Regions from separate parts of the Mus musculus genome. Here region 1 is linked to region 2. The links are chromatin loops, found by intact Hi-C in ENCODE. Cell type or tissue: heart. All regions are shown on one strand.

What was found. Hi-C counts contacts between places; a loop is a spot of excess contacts. Peaks named below come from ENCODE experiments on the same cell type or tissue, not always from the same donor. Only the 100,000 strongest peaks of a DNase experiment are listed, where the experiment ranks them.
Region 1: a loop joins it to region 2, with 2.2 times the contacts of the local background. A loop is called at or near these places in 1 of 42 quality-filtered maps.

What each region holds. Positions count from the first base shown.
Region 1 is chr9:95,632,872-95,640,871 of GRCm38, reverse strand. It overlaps Pcolce2 (procollagen C-endopeptidase enhancer 2), which reads right to left and starts at 3,244. Exons shown (of 9, transcript NM_029620.2): 1 at 2,999-3,244; 2 at 2,112-2,220. The coding sequence starts at 3,078. In heart, a CTCF peak has its summit at 3,120; DNase peaks (open chromatin) are centred at 741 and 3,081; H3K4me3 peaks cover 1,623 bases; H3K27ac peaks cover 1,038 bases; H3K27me3 peaks cover 3,471 bases.
Region 2 is chr9:95,556,884-95,564,883 of GRCm38, reverse strand. It overlaps Paqr9 (progestin and adipoQ receptor family member IX), which reads right to left and starts at 5,250. Exons shown (of 1, transcript NM_198414.3): 1 at 1-5,250. The coding sequence starts at 4,925. The coding sequence ends at 3,798. In heart, a CTCF peak has its summit at 3,674; a DNase peak (open chromatin) is centred at 4,543; H3K4me3 peaks cover 2,555 bases; H3K27ac peaks cover 1,607 bases; H3K27me3 peaks cover 6,595 bases.

The DNA of each region.
Region 1 (8,000 bases), 76 kb before region 2:
GCCCTGTCATACAAGAAGTTGCTATTAAAATTTAATATCCTAGACTAGAGGCTGGAAATGTACTTCAGTTGTACATCAGCTGAGCTCCAGGGAGCATCCAGGTTTTCAGTACCAGATTGAGACTGCTAAGGTATCTGGCTTAGTTGACTTTAAAACACACACACACACACACACACACACACACACACACACACACACACATTATTGGTTTCATTCCTTCTGGGAACCCTGTATAATACAACTGGCTTTGAGAAAGTCTCTCTGGACTGCCTTGGGTAGTCACCCAAGAGGACATCCCTGCCCAGGACAGGAGCCACAAAGGGCAGTGGGCCTCTCAGCTGGAGCCACAGCATCCTAACTGCATGCATGCCTGCCTATGAAACACCAGAAGGTAAGAGATGACATATTTCTTCATCTTTGCCCTCCCAACCTCTTCGAGTCCAGGACTCTCTACTCAGGCTTTTGGTTGGCTTCAGCTCCATTACGATCCTCGGCTTTAACTTCCTGTCCAGACAATGGTCTTTGTTCCTTCTGTCCCAGCCTCCTTGAGTTATTAAGGCAATTAAACACGTTCCCCACCCTACCACTTAACACTCCACACTCACTCCACCACCACACCCCTATGCCTGTTTTTTGGATCTTGTTTTCTTTTTTTTTTTCTTTTTCTTTTTCTTTTTGGCAACTGCATTTCCTCTGAGGCAAAGCTCTCTCTAGTCCAGAAGCCCCTCCCAGTGGACACACCCCTCCCTCGTCTGATGCCACAGCAACGTGACTGCTAAGTCCTCCAATACACAACCAACCATGGTGTTTGACTTGCTAGGCACACGATGACTCTTTTTGACCTTGCAACTGAGTCACAATTAAACCACAATTATAATAAGAAACCAAGTCTCTTTACATTTGTTCCCCAGCCTTATGTCACATTTATTAGCATCAGTGTTTCAAAGCTGTTTCTGGAACGTAGTCTCCCCTAGCTCCATGTGCTATAATGATAGAATGAAATCTATATCCATTCACTAGAATTTTACAAGAGGGCATCAAGGCACACAAAAAAGCAACGTTTTATATTATAGAGGGGTCCTTCTCTCAAATCCGCCTGCCAAACTCAGGTCTTCACTACAGGTAAAGTTGGGCTTATCAAACCAATGTCTCTGACTAATTTGCTTGACCTCAGCTTTCCTACAAAAAGTAGAGGATATAATGGTCAAAGTGATTCTGCAGGTTCGCTGAAATGCTTGCTAATCACCTGGCATGGTTAAGTGTCTGGCACATAGTCCTTCAAATGTGATCTGGGGCTGGGTATGTAGCTCAGTGATAGAGCACTTATCTAGCATGCATGGGGCTCTGGGTTCAGTCCACAGCCACAGAAAACACATACATGCAATGAATCATAACTGACTAAATGAATACTTTTGGTTACCAAATAACTTCCCAGGAACAAGAAAATGAAGATAGCAACAAAATTTACAGCAGCAGTGACCAGAAAGTGTGATTCAGGCGACTTTTATTTCATTAATTATGTCTGTATCTGGTTTCCTGCCTTGACTGCGGCTAATACAGCCCACAGTGAGCACCATGGGAATTTTATTAAGCCCTCATCACTAGCATCCTCCATTCTTAGATGGCCTTTAGTGGTGGTTCCTAAGAAGGGAGAGCAACTGGCAGCAATGGTGGTAACTGTTGTTCTTTTTCTCCGGAGTATGAAGTAGTCAAAACTGCTTTGATCGTTTATTTCCCACAGGGAGTTGTGTGGGCATGAACAGTATCTAACTTTCAATGGTGTTTACACCAGACCTCTAACTAGAAACAGCCTTAATCAGGAATTCAAAATGACTCAATCGAGTCAGGCACGAGTTGTCAGAAACTTTGTCAGAAACTCGTGCTTGAAGGGTTTCTTCCTTCAACCATCATCTTGAGCCCTCTCTAATCGCTATTGCAGGACATCCCCCAGGTCTCTTAATAAACCTCCCAGATAGGTGAAGTAAATCCAGCATTTCACGTTTTCTGGAATCTGCCACTAACCCAAATCCTGACACCAGACGCAAATGGCATCCGTGTGTACTGTTTCCAGTAGCCACGTCCAGAAGAACACCTTTAAAATAAATGCTTACTGTGATTTTCCAAGTACATTTGCTATTCGGAGGGTACATTCCAGGAAAACCTTCACTGCCAATAAATCCAGACTCTCCGGTAAGAATGCCGCCACATGTGAAAACAGGTCTGTGAAAATAAGAGAGAGAACGTTTACATTGATCTGCAGCCTAACAATCTAATGTTAATTCCAAAAAGGCATACGTGCTGATATAAACGAGTGAATGTTGTTTAATAAAATCTTTCACCAGAGAAAAGATCTGAATGCTTGCCATCTCTTAGAATATTTAAATTATAGCCCGATAACGCACTCGCCCAAATTCATCATTAAGACAGACCATATACGTGCAGCTATAGTAAAATATCCCACTCAAAAAGTTATATAAAAATTGAATGAGTTAACGGGAGAGAGTGGGAGAGGTATTGAGAGTCACTCTGGCAGAGCTGCATGGTTTAAAAGACATGGTAAAGATTAAGTTTGTCTCCAGATTTAGAGACAGGCCTTGTTTTTTCCCCTTTCTGGAAAACTTGGGTGTCTCAGCGCGCCCCGGGAAAAGGGGAGGCAGCCGCGGTTGGAGGTGATGCGGGAGTTAGCCATCCTGTAGGTGCCTCTGGCCAGGCACTAGGCTGTTAGTGAGGAGTCACTTAAAGACCGGCTCCCCAGGTTAGTCTTAGATTGGCCAAGCTGGGAGGAAAAGCGCGGGGCGGAGGAGGGCGCATATTCAAGCATATTCAAGCGCTAAAGCGCCGGCGCCCAAACCGCTGGGAGGCAAGGCAAGGGAGGGCGAGCCGCGCCACGTGGTGGCCCGGGAGCCGTAGGGCCAGCGCTCGGGGGGGGGAGCACCGCAGTCCGCGGTGGCGCTGTGCGGGTTCCCGGGCGCGGGGAAGGGAGGGCGGGGGACGTTACCTCTCTGGCGTCTGCGGCCGGGCCATCCGCGCGGTGGCCAGAAGCAGGCAGAGCGGGATGCAGGCGCTCGCGCCCCCCATGGCCGGCAGCTCACTGCAGCATCCCGCCGGGCGCCCGCAGCCAGGTACAGAGTGCGCCGCGGCCGGCAGGAGGGCGGTTTTTGAAGGCGATCCGGGCGGACTCCACGCCTAATTTCCCCAGGGGACGCGCCCTGGCAGCCGCGGGCGGCGGCTGAATGTCCCGTTTGTTCTCCAGCGGGAGGGGCCACAGCCTGTCCCCTGGGCGGCCGCAGGGGGGAAGGGAGCCCCGCCAGCGGTACCCAGGACCAGCCTTGGTTTTCCGGGGTGGGGGGTTGCCCCCAGCTGCTCTCAAGTAAAACTGCTGGGGAACCCGGCTCCTCCTTTGTGTTCTTGGAATAGCAGTCCCAAGGGGCAAGTAAAGAGATCCTTCCATAGTGGACTTCCAGCCCTTAACTCTCGCTTTAAATACACTCGCGCTTGAGCCTGTGTGCACCGGAGTGTAACAATGGCTAGAGAGATGATTTTGTGGGCAGATTTCAACATGCATTTGCAAGCAAGCGATTTGTGAGTGAATTGTTGTTAAATGTCAGATCCTCTCATCTCACCACCCACGTTAGGTTGTGAAAACGGTGTTTCTCTGCAGGCACCTCTGTTTTTTTTGAAGTTTTCCGAACGCCGGAAAAGGAAACGTTATTGATGAGTTAAGATTTATAAACTATATCCCCGAGAACGGTTCTAGCATCGAGGCTTTATTTAACTTCAGAAAAATTTCATACTTTTTTTTTTAACGTCACCAGAGAGTCCTAAAAGACCACCAAGAGCAGAATGTACTCGAGACTCATGGGAGCTACAACTTAACTTGAGGGTTTCATTAACGACGCGCCTTTTGCATTACATTCACCTTTATAAGAAGAAGAAAAAGATAAAAGAAAACAAACAAAGAAACAAAAACAAGGCAAGGCAAGACTTGTCAATACCCTAACTCCAGGGCCCGATAGCGCAGAGAATAAGAGGACTTGCCTGTGGTTCTTTCAGAGGACCCAAGTTCATTTCCAGCACCCCATATCAGTCAACTCCCTGGGACTTATTACCCTCATCTGGCTTTTTTGGGCACACACACAAATATTTTAAAGATTTAATTTCTAATAATGAACTTGTAATCTTAAGAACTTAACACTCCGGCAAGCAAATAACAATGACTACAGGCAATAACCTAAAAGTCGGAAAACCTACCAGTCGGTGGTGGTGCACGCCTTTAATCCCAGTACTTGGAAGGCAAAGGCAGGCAGGTCTTTGAGTTAAAAGCCAGGCTGGTCTACAGAGTGAGTTCCAGGACAGCAAAGGCTACACAGAGAAACCCTGTTTCAGAAACAAGCAAACAAACAAACAAACAAACAAACAAACAAAACAAAACTGGAAAACCCAAGGACCTGTCTAGGAACCAGAGTCCTCTTCAGAGTTTAGATTGCCTTAGCATTTAAAACAAGTTTTAATAGGTGTTTTGCCTACATGTATATATCTATGCACTCTGTGTGTGTGCGTGCGTGTGTGTGTGTGTGTGTGTGTGTGTGTGTGTGTGTGTGTGTGTGTGTGTGTGTTCAGTGTACACAAAGACCAGAAGAGGGTGATAAATCCCCCTGGAACTGGAGTTCCAGACAGTTGTGACCCATCTCGTGGGCGCTGCACCATCTCTCTATGCCCTCCCTAGTCCCAGCATTGGGTTTTCTGTTCTGTTTTGTTTTCATTTTTTAAAGTTGGTGGGGGGCAAGAACCTTACCAGGAATTACAACTTTAAAAAAAAAATCCCTAAATGTACCACACCCTGTACGACAGTTTTGTAAAAGGAATTACAGACTTGGCAGCAGATATTATATTCTGAAACTTACACCCACAACTAAGTAAAAATGTCTTTAGAAGAGCCAAGAAGAAAATAAGTTGTTTAGTTTATACACATTTCCAGAATGAGCTATCAGAAAACTCAAGAGTTTGTAGTTAGTTTATTACAAAGTCACAGTTTGGAGTTATATGGTGAAAACATTGCTCTTTTTTTTTTTTTTTTTTTTTTTTTTTTTTTGCCTAGTAATACTCTGGAGTTTTCATGCCTGAAAATACTTCCCCTGTAGGATTTTAAAATATAAAACAGTATTAACCATGAATAAATAGAAAACTGCTTGAGTGTAATTATGCAGCAGTGTTTTCTTTTCTTAATTTACAGATCAATGCCTGTGTTTGTTTCCTCACTGGAAAGTAAAAGGTTCTAACATGGGTCAGTCTGTTGTTGCTGACACTCATAAGAAAGACATTGATCTTACCATGTGATTTTAAAAGTTTATTAAGAACCATGTTGTTTGCTCTTTAAAAACACATATTTGACCTGGAACTACAGTTCTGACCAAAATTATAAACCGTAAATGTCCTGAGATGTTTAATGTGTTAAATTTGAGATAGACTCAAGGGACCTCTGAAGGAGTGTGTACACGTCACATGCGTGAGATCGGTTTCTGGTGTTTTATGAAGCAGAGTTGGGGTAAGAAGCTACAGGACAGCAGGCAGTAGTAGCTAAAGGGAGCTGCTGAGAGACAACAGTCTTGTGGGTAGGTCATCTGAAGGATAGCGGAGTGGAGGGGCCAGGAGTCCTCCTTCTCAAAGGATGAGTTACCCTTGCCTGGCTGTGCAAAGAGTCATGGGAACATGAACAAAATCACCCGTGAACTGACCACTTGCAAGCGTAGCATGGGCTCTGTAGGGTATTGGCATCAAGTGGGCCATTGTGTCTGTTGCTTCATCTCTGGTTCATTTACCAACCTTGTAGACATCTTAGAATGCACCGTAAATTCAACACAATCACTCACGAGACAGCATTAGCCCATAAAAGATCCAGCATTAAAAGATATTGACCAAAAGGAGACGGTGGGGAGCTTTATACGGCGACTGAACTTAGGCTACTTCAAGAACAACTGAAAGAAGCCAAAGGAGGTGGCTGATGAAAAGTCTCCAAACTACGATGACTTTTGTCTCCCTTCTCTCCCTTTGGATTGGACTCAGGGTCCCAAGACATGCTAAACGTGAGCTTTACCTCGGAGCCACACTGCAAGCTCAAGGGAATGCTTTTCAATACCAAAGTATTATCTATTAACAGAAACCTGTGAGACAGATAGACCCCTATGGTGCTTTTTCAAAAGTGAGTCTCTTGACTTTTTTTTACACCCCATGAACATACACACACACACACACACACACACACACACACACACACACACACACCTGCAACAATCAAGTTACAAAGAGAAAAGAAGGTAAAAATCTTACCATTTTGTTCAATCTGTGACTGGCTGGCAGGGTTGCTTCCAGCCAGAGGCAGAATATCACAGCAGGAGCCTGAGGGGAGCCAAACTGTTGGCCTTACAGAGGGAGGAAAGAGAACAAGAGCCAAGAAGGGACCAGGATCCATCTACCTGCTTAGAGAGGGGTAGACCCTCAGTTACCACCCACAGGACCCCTCCCTTTGACAATAGCACAGTGGGCTGAGGGTCTCGGCACTCAGGCCCTTGGGGACCGCTCCAGATACAGACAGCAGCAGTGAGAGTCACAAAGCAAAGAGAAGACTTGTCGTGTAAAATGCGGTTTCATCAGGAAAGTTGTGTTTTAAAAGTTTATGCTGGGGCTGGGAAGACGACTAAGGAGTCAAGGGAGAATCTGAGTTCAAATCCCCACCACCCACGTAAAAGCTGCGAGGACAGAAGGGAAGTCAGGTAGATCCAGGGGGCTCCCTAGCCAGCCATTCTGAGACCGGGAACTCCAGGTTCAGTGAGGGAGAGAGAGAGACTCTGCCTCAAAAAAGTAGGCAGCGTGTTATTGAGGAAGACATCCTGGTGTCAACATCTGGCCATACATGGAAGTGTGCATGTACATATAAACAACATAACACACACACACACACACACACACACACACACACACACACACACACACCAAAAAAGTTCAAACTGATCCTGTCCTTGTGCGTGATGAGAATTAGCGCTGGTCTGAAATATAACAGACATTTTGTGAAAATGCAAACCAAATTTAATATTCTAATCCTTAGTTTCATATTTTAAGATAAAGCCCACCAGAATGTTTCAATATCTGCCATAAGTATGTGGAGCCTGCTTTAAGAAAATAAGAGGCTTTTCCCACACAATTAACTCCAAGAATGGTATGAGTGCCTCCTGATTATCTTTTTTTCTTTTAACTTGAGACAAGGTTTAATTTTTTTTAAAGATTTATTTATTATATGTAAGTACACTGTAGCTGACTTCAGACACACCAGAAGAGGGCGGCAGACCTCATTACAGGTGGTTATGAGCCACCATGTGGTTGCTGGGATTTGAACTCAGGACCTTCGGAAGAGCAGTTGGCGCTCTTAACCACTGAGCCATCTTGCCAGCTCAATTTTTAACCTAGGTTAACCTAGAGTTCACTATGTACTCAGGTTGACTATAAGTTACAACAGTCCTCCTGCCTCAGCCTCTGGAATGCTGGACTGTCTTTATGGGTGATTGATGTGAGCAGGCCCAGCCCACCATGAGCAGCATTACCCTGTGTGGGACAATATGAGAAGGCCGCTGAGCAGAAGCTATGGGGACCAACTGGTAAACAGTGATCCTCCTTGGCCTCTGCTGCAGCCTCTGCCTCCAGGGTCCTGCCTGGACTGGTAACTGGAAATGAACATCAAATAGACCCTTCCTGATTCTAAACTTATTTCTATCATGGTGCTTATCACAGCAAGAGGAAGCAAACCAGGAGACACGACTTCCTCTGGTCATCTTGAAAAGTGCCAGGAAACCAAGCCTACCAGGGCTTTGGATGGGCTCAGGAGTGTGCGTTCCTGGACTCTCCCTCTCGCTGTTTTAAGCGCGCCTGGAGGAGCTCAGGTGTGCTCTGGCACCAACTGTCCCTCATTGATCTCCAGATTTATACGTGTTATAATATGAGGAAGCAAG
Region 2 (8,000 bases):
AGCCAAAGGAGCCTAACGGAGTCAATCAGCAATGGCAAACTTAATGGATAAAGAACAAGGTGACAGAAATCATCTCGGTGGCTGGTGACATTTTAAGATCCTATAATCTAATTTTAAAGGTTCCCGTCTCTTATTTTGATCTATTTTAAAACTGAATAGATGTATTCAATTAAAGGATATCTTATCCATGATTACACACAATATATCCAATCAGCATCTGTATACTTGACCATGCAACATAGTCCTGCAGAGTAATAGACACAGCTGAGCACACAGCTGTCCCTGCTTTCACTATCAGTTTGAAGACTGAATTCTGTCACCTTCAGCCAATGATAAAACCCTTAAAAAGCAACTTCAACCATACCTGTCGACTATAGCTTTGAGCAGATATACTAGCTGGGGGAGTGGAAGGTTAAAACCCCTGGCTTGTTGCTGTCAGCCCCTCAGACCCATCACTCAATCAGAAAAACTTACCAGTTTGATATTCTTAGCAATAGTTCCCCCATATATAAAGTTGCCCATCAGATTAGGCTACGTGGTTTTCTGACTGTGAGCACTTACAGTGGGGTTTATGAATGGAAGCAGTCTAAGGCCACTCTGGACAGTTATGTAGCCCCGTACTTTCTCCCTGGGCTATTTATGGAACGTGTATGGCCAGTGGAAAAAGATCATGTTTATTTTTACAAGCCAGTCATGACATGAAGGAGTCTGTACTTCCTCTCTCTGGGAAGGTCATCTTCTTCACCTGAGTGGCAAGCTGAGAAAGGAGAAAGGGTCTCCCTGTAGCCAACTGAACCTGAGCCTTAGCCAGCCCTAGAAGCAACTCACGGAGCAATGGGCACAGACATCACTCATTTCCCAGGCACCCTTCCGAGGGGGCTGCTCCTGGAGATGCCACCTAGGTTATGGCTACAAATGAAAAGGAAATTGGGTTTTATAATATGTTTCAAAATTTTACTGCCGAATAGATTGTATGAAGATAGCGAATCCTTATGTATAATTTGTCATGTATTTTGAACTGTTAAATGCAATCAAACCTAGTGGATGTGGTGAAATGGAGAAGGTGGAAAAGTATTATTTTAGAGTTTTATTCTGACGGCTACATTACTCCTGAAATGTGTAATAAGCCCCGTTAGCTCTGTGCAAATAGACTGAGTAAATATTTGCTCTAAAATGGCATTATCTGCCTTAACAGAAATAACATAGTTCAGAGCCATGAACGTGTGGTTAAAGCATCTCTGATCGGGAATGGTGTATGTGGTGTATCTGGGAACAGGAAGGGAAGCCAATCCTCTTTTCAATTAGAATGTCCCATCCCTAATGCTAGTGGTGCAGAGCCAGGGATGGGGGTGGGGATGGGGTGGAGGGGAGGAGATGTCAGGAGGAGAGGGGAGGTGAAGCCTCCTTTTTCCTGGAGCATGCTGTGTGGGGAGATCTTGCCTGGGAAAGCGGGTCATCTCACTGGCTCGTGCATCATAATCACTTGAAAACGATCCGGGTATGATTTTTATCCTCAAGTGGCCTCTGCTTAAAGACAAAGACACACAGCTAGAGAGGACCCGGAAGATCTCCAACAAAAACCTAAAGTGACAAACTCTGGGTGTTAGTGCCTGTTCTCACGTTCATGGATTCTTCCAGATGTCTCTCTCTTGAGAGTTCCTTCCAGAGGGGGTGTCCCAATTCAACAACCATAACAACAAAAATCCTACATAATATCCCTTAAGCTGTTTCTTTAGTTTATGAATGAACATTCTTTGAGACTCTACAAGAAGTAACAGCAGCATGCAAGAAAGTGTACGTGGATACATCCTGATGTCTACAGTTATCCCCGGATATAAGTGCTGGATTCGGCTTCACTGAGTAACAGCACTGGTAGTAAGCACACTATCAACTTCTGTAAACACACAGAAATCTCCTGGCATTTTGCAAAGGATAAGACATTGACATTCATCAGGAGTCATGCAAAGTAAAATTTAAAATCCTATTAAGAAGTCCTAAATTCAATACATCCCGTCCCCCCTCTCTCTCACACACACACACATTTAACTTCTGTGTGCAAGTGAACACACTCAGGGCATTGGTTCCTCCAGGGAATTGTGCCAAGGTTCTCTATTTACAAATACAATAGCAATTAAAAGCATAGACAAAACACTAATCTTTTCAGGAGCACCATCTTACCAGGACTGAGGTAAGTGTTCATAGACCCCATGTGCTTGTCTTCAATTACACCACTAAGCCAATGCTCCCCATTCTTAGTTGCCTCTTAGTCTGAAGGACTTTTACCAAGAAGTGTGGCGAATATTTAAATATACTGCTGTTAGGTTAATGACAGGTTAACATTTATAAGAAATGTCTAACAACACTGGCCAATAGGGTCATTAGAAAGAATCTGGGAACATGTTCCCTAACTCTGCAAGGATTTGGGGTGACTACCAATCATTTCCACAGCCTGGATTCAAATGAGACTTTGAGGTTTAACTGGGCAATTGTAGTCTTAACTCAAAAATTTCAGTAATAAATAACAAGATTCTGACTTTCATAATAGAACTTCCTGATCCTGACTGCCTTTTAAAATTGAAGCAAGGATACATGTGTCGCTGTCCTAACCTCCCAGCCGTTGTGGCTGCAGTAGGAACCTCAGCCACGTTAGAGGGCTGACTCTTGCAGAAGCCAAACACTCTGTACACCATCAAGCTATTTCTGGCCCCACTAGAAACCTAAACCCACCCTCCACCTTCCCTCCGTTCTGTTCATCCATGATTTGCAGCAAAGTGGGAAAAGAATATGCTGTTCTCCCAGTACAAGAAGCTACGTTTGAGGACCAGTCATTTGGGCATTGCTTCAAAAGGCACATTTATTTTAGTGGCAACTTAAGTAAGTAGAGAGGAAAGAATCAGATAAAAAAAGAGAGAAAGAGAGAGGGGGGGGAGACAAAAACCCAGGGTGGGTTTTGTGGAATACATCAAAGTAAGTAGGAATTGGAGACCTATACAAACCACAGGAGCCTAACCAATAGTCTAATCAGAGTCCCTATGTAGTCATTCACAGTTTTATCATGACACTCACAGGCCTTCACAGAACACTGTTTAAAAATGTAGTCGAGAACTCTCTCAAGCAGCTTGCCCTAAGGTCCAGTTCACGTGTGCAATGCAGAAGGCTGCAAAAATCAAAACTATGTGACAAAGGAAATCCAGTGCATCTCACAGGCTTCGATAAATTATGAAAAAAATCATTGAATATATTATCATTTAAATAACATCTGATACACATTTTGAAATAATTAACTTGTGTTCACATTCCATGCATTGTCTAGCGGGTTAAGCCCCGGGTTTGTGTCTTTGTGCCCATTTCCCAACAGAGAAAGCTCCATTCTTTCGACAAATCCAAGCATTGCTAGACCTCAGAAGCAGCCAGGGGTTTGTGTTTATCCTCTTCACTGCATACCTGCCTTCACTAAGGGACACAGAAGACTGTTAGAAAAGCCAACTGCTTGGGGCTCTATCTGTAATCACAATCCTCACTGTCTTTGCAAAAATCCCTGGATATCATAGACAGTCCCTAATTTTCTTCCCGGAGGCCCTCTTCCTTCTGTTTCACCTCCCATCTCCCTCTTCTAAAGGCCAGTGGACTTGGGATTCCCCAACTGTCAGGGAACCTTTCCCTAGTGGCCTGCAGCACCCTCTTCCAGCAAAGAAGGAAACAACAAAACTTGAAAACAAACCAACAATAACAACAACAACAACAGAAACTCCACGCAAACCGGTGGGCAAACCATAGCCTCCTCCGGGGGTGGAGGCTCACTTTTTACTGCAGAATTCGGTGCTGTTCAGGAACTTCCTGATGACTAGTCCCAGGCAAACCACCAGCAGCAGCATGTAGCCCACTGTGCCCGAGAAGGTGGGCGCGGCAGGGGGTGCCTGGAGGAACTGGCGCAGGCCCTCTTCCACGTAGTACACCTGGTCATAGATGCTGAGGAAAGTGAAGATGTGGAAGAGCTGATGGCTGTGGCCAATGATGTCGAAGAGACCCGGCTGGATGCGCTCAGGGATCTTGCTCACGTTGAAGAAGGCGGCCACCACCAGCCAGAAGTAGCGGCGGTAGAAGTGCACGAAGAGTGTGGGGTTCTCGCCTCGCAGGTCGAAGAGCCAGCTCTCTAGCATAATGGGGCAGGCCATGCTGAGCGGCATGACGAAGACGAAGGTGCGCAGGGCGAACGGGTAGGAGCACCAGTCGGTGCGGCTCTTACAGCAAGCCACGGTGCAGGCCACAGCCAGCACGAAGGCCACGGGCAGCACGAGCGCGCGGTAGACCGCGATGAGGCGGGTGCAGTCCACGTGCCAGCCCAGGCGCTGCTGCACATACGGCGTCATGACCCTGGCGTCCAGCAGGCTCAGGCTGGGCAGCAGGTAGTAGTAGTAGGCCACGGTGCTGCCGAAGCCATAGTAGCTGATGGAAGCGTAGTCCAGGTAGAAGAAGGCGGCGCGCAGGCGCAGCGACAGGCAGCTGAACACGTGCGCCGTGCAGCTCATGGCGAAGGTCAGCAGCACCCCCGACGCATAGCACCACAGCGGCAGCAGCCAGGGGTGGTGGAAGGGCACATCGCTGCCGCCCAGGAAGAAGAGGCGGCAGAACTTACTGAGGAACAGCAGCAGCGGGATGAAGTGCGTCCAGAAGTTGAGCGTCTCATTGGTGGGCTTCAGCACCGAGGCCAGGCACTCTTGCGCGGTGCACGGCAGCCGCCGGTAGCCGGACAGGATGAAGCACTCCACGAAGTCATCGGGCACCTCGTCCCAGCGCAGCAGCGGCTTGGTCGTGGCCGCCGGCGGGCTCCGGGGGGCGGAGGCGGAGGCGGGATGCGAGCGCCGGGAGGTCGAGGCCGGCGGTCCCTTCACGCCGGCGCCCCGCTGCTGCAGGCGCCGCGGCATGGTGCCCCGGGCTTAGCTAGGGCGCGCGCGAGGCCACCGCGGGCGCCGGGCGCCGTCGGAGCCTTTGTGCGCGCGCGCGCGCGCGGGACCGCGGCCGCAGGTTGGCTACGCGGCCTCGGCTTGGAAGCGGGCTGCTCCGGGGGCTCGGCGCACCGGGCGGGAGGCTGCTGCTGCGCGCGCGGCTTGCCGGCGGCGTCCTCGCCACGCTCGGGTCTCTCAGCCCGCGGCCGGCCGCGCTGCGGTGGCGGCGGTGGCGCGGCTGACTGCGGCGGTGGTGGCGGTGGTGGCGGCGGCGGCGGCGCGGCGGTGACTGGGCATCGTGCGCGCGGGGCGGGCGGCGGGAGGCGGGATGTGCGCGAGGCGCTGGCGGGGGAGGGCGGCGCCGCGCAGGGCGGGGGCCCCCGGGGTTAGGGTGTCTGCGCCGCGGCGGGGGGATGGAGGTGTCCCCTGTCTTGCGTCTCCTACCATCCCCCCCTTCTCGGGCTGCGACCGCTCGGGCCGCCGCGTTAATGATTGATGCGGGGCCGGAGGCTGGCCAGAGACGCGGCCGCCGGCGCCCAGGGCGAGAGGGTGGGCAAGGGTGGGCGAGGGGGTTCGAAGTGCGACAGCCACGCCGGCGTTCTAGAGGACACTGGGGACCCGAGTTCGTGGGGGGCGGGGAGCCGGGCTGGGCGGAGGGATGCTCTAACTGTAACCTGCGGAGGTGTCAGGGAGGGCACTGCGGTACCCGCTTAGAGACGGTGTCCGAATCCGAGCTTGGCGGTTGTCAGACAGCTGGTGCTGCCTGCCTCTCTGTTCTGCTGTCTGTCATCCGTGTGTGAGTGTGTGTGTGCCCCCCTCTGTGTGTGTGTGTGAGTGTTGCCCTCCTACTCAATCCACGTCAAGTCCTAGTTTATTTCCTTACTCTAGCGGACCTATTCAGGTGCGTCACTATCCTCCTCCTCTCTCTCTTTGTGGTGTCTAAAGGGACCTAAAGGGACAATTCCCAAGCTGGTCTTCAGCTCAACTCACCAACTCGGAAGCCCCAGCTTACTCCTCTGTGGCTTCTTTAACTAGGAATCCGATGAAGAGCTCAGGAGCGCTCGACAACGGATTTTCAGGAACAGTTTCAGATGATGGTTTGGGGATTCAGAACGCCTCTAAGGAGCCGGGGAATGTATTAAAAAGGGTTTCCCAAGCAGAGCTGTGCAGGAGCCTCGGGAGGAAGCAGATGAGGGAAGACTATAGGCGTCTTCTAGAACAAACCAGAAAAGAGAGTTGAGAGGGTTCCTAGAGGCTTAGCATCGATGGTTTAGAGAAACCTATGCATAATTAACCTTAGAAGTACCTGGCAGGTCTAGTATGAGTTTCTTCAGGCAAGGGGCCCGAAGAAAAGGAGACTTGAAGAGTTCAGAGGTTTGTGATGAGCAGCGGTGTGAAAAATATCATAACCTAGACTTCCAAGATGGGGGTCTCCCAGTGACGTCTCAAATGTTCACCGTGTTCCATCTTTCAGTGATACTCCGGGTGTGGCTTCATCTGACCGGAGTCTTCACCTTGGTATAACAAAGATATACATACAGTTTTGAGGTGTTAGGCACTTGATGTCTTACAGCTTTAAAATATCTTAGATACTCTTTCCCCCATTTTGCAGATAAGGAAAATGGAGGCACCATGGCCATGTTGAGTACACCCAGGTGGTGAATGTGAACACAGGCAGTCTGCTGTTAGACTTCATATATGAAACTAGAACACCCACTAACCTTCACTAGGAGGAATCGGACTGCTAGGAAGGACCATCCCACTTAGGAAAAGGCTTTCGATTGAATTTTAAATTTTTATTTTATGTTCATTTTAAAATCAAAAGGGCCACCTTCATCACTAAACAGAATCTTGTAAGGAGGTTAAAGAAGATTATTAGTATGGATAAGTTGTTTATAACTAGACTGTCATTTTGTATTGTAAATGTTTAGGATTAATCAAGTCTTTTTGGAAGTTTCAGCCTTTTCTCTGAAATAGTTTCCACTCGTTGATTTTGCAAACTCTTGCACAATCAGGCCAAAGGTGCACGGTAATGTTATATCTTTCTGACCTATCACATATTTTTTGGCTAGTGGGTTTGCAATGAATTCGGGTTTTGGTTGAAGTTTTTTAACTGATCATTTATTTATCTCTCTTTCCCTTTTAGTTTTCCTCAGCTTTAAAATTGAACTCTAGCTTCCTTTACCACGTGGAGAGGGACCCGAGGTAACGTGTAAAACCGATTAGGAGTCAAGCATTCAATTCAAGTGGGGGGATGCTAAATCTCGGAACCACAGGAAAGTCAGAGGAACAAAATAATTCATGTTCCCTTTGTTTCCCCACAAACACCCTAAGCTGCGGACTGGAACCGGTGTTCCTCATACCATAATTCCCACATTTGCAACCCCTTGGTTTCATAAGCAGCTCACTTACATAATTGGGAGAAGTTTCACAGATTTTCTTTCACATGCAGAACTAGGTTTGTTTGAGACAAGCTCTCACTAGGTAGCTCCCTCTGGCTTTGAATTTGCTATGTAGACCAGGCTGGCCTTGAAGTCCTAGAGATTGACTTGCCTCTGCCTCTGAATGCTGGGATTAAAGAAGAGCATTGCTGTACACAGTCAGATTCTTACAAAAGCAAATGCCCGCAGAGCAGAAGGTAGACTGACTGGGAGACGGGAGCAGTGAAGGAGGAAGGAGAGGCGCTACCAAGGGGAGGAGATGGGTGAGCACGAGCCAAGCACAGTGCCACAGAATTATGAAACTGTCACAATGGGACATTATTTGGTTAAAAAAAAATTACCCTTCAAAACAATGAGATTGACCGTAAATGACTGTTCAACATTTCTAGGTAGGTAAATAGTATATAACTTTTTGACGAAGACATAGAATTGGCTAAGCATGGTAATGCGTACCTTTAATGCCAGCACGTATTAAAGAGAGGTGGGGGCAGATTGATCTCTGTGAGTCTGAGGCTAGCCCCATCTACAGAGCAACAGCCAGAGTTGTTACACAGAGAAACTCTGTCTTGAAAAAAAATACAGAGGGGTGAGGGGAGTCTAATAAAATATAATT